2 separate regions of the Homo sapiens genome follow, and region 2 is linked to region 1. Evidence: chromatin loops called from intact Hi-C (ENCODE). Cell type or tissue: PC-9. All regions are shown on one strand.

Region 1 (2,500 bases):
ACAGAATGAGGGTCATATCTGCCCAGGGCCATGTCCCAACCAGCTTCCGCTCCCTGGGGGTCAGACCTGTCTGTGTAGGTTTGTCCAGACAGACTGGTAGAAAGATCAGGCCAGGTCCAGCTGGCATGTTCTGGCTCTGTCCTCTAACCCTGCAAGGCCAGGGTACCCCAAGGTGGGCAGCTATAATCCCAGAGCTGCCCCCACCACACAAGCCCCATGGACGGAGCTGCATCGCTAAGTCCCACTCCACCCATGTTGCCTGGTGCCGTGGGGAGGAGCAAAGGAGATGCTGTCCCTGAAGTCTGACCAGAGCCTGAAGCTGAGGGAAGCCCGGCGTGGCACCACGTCTCCCGCTCCAGTGCCGTCCCTCTGGCCACCAGCCCAGGTCACAGGCATCCAGCAACAACTGCAGCATGGACTCTGGGTCTGTTGGATGTGGGCATGGCTGCTGGCTCACTGCTAAGTCAGGGAAGCACCACGTGGCCCACGCTGTGGGCCCCTCCAAAGCCACTGTGTTCCAGCCCAGTGCCCAGCCCCAAGTACCGTGTTATAATGAGCGGCGACTGACGTGACCCAAGGCAGCCTCCCATCCAGAGCTCCTGGGCCCAGGATGTGAATCTCAATCCCTGATGAGTGCTTATTCCTGAAGCCCCAAGGTAAGACAAGGGACCCTGAGCTCTGGGGTTTCACCGTGTAGACCCCCCAGGGCTGGGGTTTACATAAAGAATGGCCATCCTCAGGGTAGTTCCTCAAGTAAGCAGTAGTGGCAAATACTGCCCACTGCTGCTGCACTCTCTCTCACTTCGGGGGGTTAATTTCCTTGGTTTGGGAATTAAATTGGCTTGCCAATTTTAAAAGGCAAACATTACCAGAAGGACAGAGGGAAGGAAAAAGAAGGGAAAGGACAAGAAGTGGGGGTTGGCCATGGAGCCATGTCCCTGACATGGGGTGGGAAGGCCTGGCCAGAGTGCTGCTCTCCAGGGCAGGAAGGAGGCAGCTTGCAGGGTGCCTCTCCGCACGGGGACGGCCCACTTGGGGCAGACAACTGAGAGTTGGACTGCACAGCAGCTCAGGGCTACTTCTCAAGTGCCCACTAGATGGCAGCCAACACCTGGGCATGAGCTGGTCCCAGCCATCCACCTGGCAGGAAAGGGACAGGCTACCTACCTCCTAGGTTATGCCTATTTTTATGAAAGTGGAAGAGACACCAACTGCATGCACAATTGGAATCGCGTTTCAACAGGTACAGAAATAATGTATTAAGTGATTTATATTCAAAATAAGTGACTGGCAAATGACTGCTCTATTCAGAGAACCCATATCTAATCTTTGAGATCACAGTGTTGTCCAGCAGAGGGGATTGGAATGAGTTTCTCTAACTCCACTTGCTAAAGGTCAGCTTGGTGTGGACTTGTTCTGTTAGTTTGACATTGAAATGCAGTCATTTTGGAGTCTTTGGTCTCCGAAGGTGGGATGTAGCGTGCTTTAGCTAGAAGGGAGCCTTCGCCCAGGCCTGCTAGCCTCCAGCCTGGAGTCCTTGGGCTGTTGGGAACTGAAGGACTCGTCACACTTTTCCCGGAGGCATTCCGGATGACAGGAGTGCTCAGGTTCCCCACCTGGAGCTTGCTAGTCCAGGCTTTGATTAAGGGAGATGTGAAAACAAAGTAATGAATTTATGTACTGCTGAATCAATATGGTGTGGAGGGACCCTACCTTACAGAATGTAGGGTCCAAAGAGGTGACAAAAGAATCTCAGATCTAATCCAGCCTCTGCTTTCCAGGTGAGGACAGTTAATTTTCAAAAATCTGCAATGGACTGAGAGCAGGGATCCCGTCACCACCTGCTCTGAGCTCCACTGTAGTCCCGGCCTAGCCTTCTAGCACCTTCCCAGGGGGGGCGCCATCGGCAGTCTTGAGTAGATCCCACTTCAGGGCTGGCTCACAGCTTTTCTTGATTTCCAGACGTGAAGCAAAGCCAAAGGTGAGCCACTTTCTTGACACATCCAAAAGAAATTTTGAGGAATGTCAAAAGGAGTGACTGGCGGTCCTTCCTGGGTGGTAAGAAGCTATGTATTTCTTTTTTTTCTTTTTCTTTTTTTTTTTTTTTTGAGACTGGGTCTCACTCTGTTGCCCAGGCTAGAGTGCAGTAGTGCGATCTAAGCTCACTGCAACCTCCGCCTCCTGGGTTCAAGCAATTCTCCTGCTCAGTCTCCTGAATAGCTAGGATTACAGGTGCATGCCATCACATCCAACTAATTTTTTATATTTTTGGTAGAGACGGGGTTTCATCACATTGGCCAGGCTGGTCTTGAAATCCTGACCTCGTGATCCGCCCCCGCTCGGCCTCCCAAAGTGCTGGGATTACAGAGAAGCTATGTATTCCTACGCATGTATTCTCACTGCCTTTCAGCTAACTGACAAGGCGGCCTATGGACAGCACCAAACAGAGGTAAGGGACTTACCTGGGCACATTACTGTGAAGCCAAACATGTTGCTCAAT
Region 2 (2,500 bases), 50 kb after region 1:
TCATTTAGAAATTGGTATTTTGTTAAACGAAATCTCCGTATTTTACTTAAACCTTGCTTGTCTAATTTTCACAAGTATCTAAAAATGCATATTGCTGTTCTTGGCAGAGCCCAATTCCATCTTTATTTATCTTAAGAGTAACAATTCTCCAGACACAAAATGTTTTGTTCTTTAAAAAACAACCCAGATAACACTGACTGGGTGCTTAGGAGTGGGGCGGGTTTTCTACTGAGGGCTTCAAAATCATGACTCATAATAATCCTAGGATAGGCAAAAGTGTAATTACCACATTACAGATAAGGAAACTGAGGCTCAGGAAGGGGAAGTGGTGTGCTTAAGGCTCTCATGGCAGAACTGCAGGCTTTAGAGAGCCGCTGCCCAAGGGTGGCAACACACCGCCGCTGTCAGCTTACCGCCTAGCTCCCAGACTGAGGCCGTCACCAGGAGCCACCTCCTTCACACGCCACTGCCCCTGGTGGTGTGTAAACAGTCGGCCACTTTCACACCCTCATGCACACACTCAGCAAAGATTGCTCTTCAAACTTAGGCTCTCCCTTCCTGTTTTGTGCGCCTGCTTCTAATTACACAGTTGTCTCCCTAGTGAGCTAGCTCTGCAGGAAGAGATGAAAAGATTGGTGTTCGGACCCTCCAGAAAAGACTAGACGTAAGATGCAGCTGGAAGTATTGGGCGGACAGGAGCCTGGCACAAGCCATCATCTCCCAGGGGACGGAACGACCCCTTCATCTCCCTTTCCCAGACACATCCGGTCTCCCGTCCCCACGGCCTCCGCCCCCCAACCCGCCTTCTGTAGGCTGCGTGGAGGGTGAGTCAGTCGGGGGAAGGGAAGAAGAGACAGGTTTAGAAAACGCTGGCGGAGGCTGGATTGACAGGGAGAGGTCCCGAGCCTGACCTTCTTGAGCTGGGTGTGACCTTGGTCTAAGGGAGAGCAACAAAATCCAGCCCGCCCCCTTTCTGCTCACACTCCCCCAAGGGGTCCTCCTGGCAGGGCCATGGTGCCTGGGAGAAAAGAACCCCACCGGTTGCATCCTCAGCACCAGCAGGCCTGGGGCTTTCCTAGAACGCTACTTTCCTTTTCACCCCAGCCTGTTCTTGATGCTGCGGTGCTCAGGACGGGACCTACGGACTGCCTGGGAGACCCACGGACTGTGCTGGCCCCTTTCCCCGCATGCAAGACCCTAAGTAGAGATGCAGGTGGGGAAGTGATGCCTCCGTTCTTGTGAAAATGTTTTCACACGCTGAAAAGTTGGAAGACAACAAACACTGCGACATGTCACCTGGATCCAGCGCTTCGTAGCATGTTGTGATTTCTCTGCCTCCGCCCGCTTTCTCTCGTGGAACCGGTTGGAAGCTAGTTACAGACGTCAAAACAACTCACCCTTGCATTCCTCAGCAGGCGCCTCCTAAGAATAAAGATGTAACTACTGTATGAGGGCTCTCCAGAGAAACAGACCGATAGGATGCATGTGTATGTCTGTATTTAGAGAGAGAGAGATTTCCTTTTAAGGAATGAGTTCCTGTGATTGTGGAGCCTGGAAGGAGGGCCTGCCAGGGGGCCTAGTTGGTTCCAGCAGGCTGGAAATGTAAGCGTGTTGATTTTGCCTTCTTAAACTTGATCTCTGCAGGGAAAGCTGGCAGACTGAAAACTCAGGCAGGGTTCCTGTGTTACATCCTTAAGGTGGAATTCCTTCTCCTTTGGGAAACCTCAGTCTTTGCTTGGAAGGCCTTCAACTGATTGGATAAGGCCCACCCTCATTAGGGAAGGTCAACTTCTTTACTCACAGTCTCTGCTTTAAATGTTAATCACATCTAGAAAACACCTTCACTGCAACATGTAGGCTGGTGCTGATCAAACAGCTGAGCATACCATAGCCTAGCCAAGGTGACACACACATTAACCATCACAATCACATTACCATTCAGAGTGGTTTCATTTTAATAATAGCCTGAAGTTTATGGTTCAATACATCCTTAGAAACAGAGGCAGGGAATGTCACCCTTTGTGTACAAAAGGGAAAATAAAGGAAATGGTACTACGTTTCTTGCATTTGCATATGGAAAATCAGGAAGGAGACACACAGAGTTCATGGAAGTGGAAACCTGGCAGAGGTGGTCACCAGACAGGCAGCTCCAAGGGAAGGAAGCCACTCACTCAGAGCTTGCTTTGACTTACGAGCCACATGACTTACGAGCTTGCTTTGTTGAATAAACAGCAAAATGTCAAAAGGGGTTGAATTATAAGCAAATCCCTAGTTAAAACAACAGAACAAATTTTGTTGTGAACTGCTGCCCCAGGGAACCCAGCACACCCTATTTCTACTTTCTCCATGGGAAGATTTGCCCACCTAACGATTCAAATCTATCCTAAGGAAAACAAAACAGAGCCAAAATTAAAAAGCAGACAACATATTGGGAGTTGAGATTTTCATCAATCCTTAGGGAGTGAGGGCAGAATCCAGGAATCACCAAATGGCTACACTC

The links. Peaks named below come from ENCODE experiments on the same cell type or tissue, not always from the same donor. Only the 100,000 strongest peaks of a DNase experiment are listed, where the experiment ranks them.
Region 2: it touches region 1 in a loop (4-fold over the local background); 10 of 110 quality-filtered maps call a loop at or near these places.

Annotation. Positions count from the first base shown.
Region 1 is chr9:90,913,986-90,916,485 of GRCh38, forward strand. No RefSeq gene overlaps it. Among named protein-coding and RNA genes, the nearest start is that of LINC02957, 82 kb to the right of the region's middle. RefSeq lists a silencer at 1,025-1,174. In PC-9, a CTCF peak has its summit at 1,111 (motif pointing right); a DNase peak (open chromatin) is centred at 1,086.
Region 2 is chr9:90,963,968-90,966,467 of GRCh38, forward strand. LOC105379829 (a long non-coding RNA gene) reads right to left here and starts at 1,430. Exons shown (of 4, transcript XR_001746828.2): 1 at 1,297-1,430. In PC-9, no CTCF peak of the experiment used is centred here; no DNase peak of the experiment used is centred here.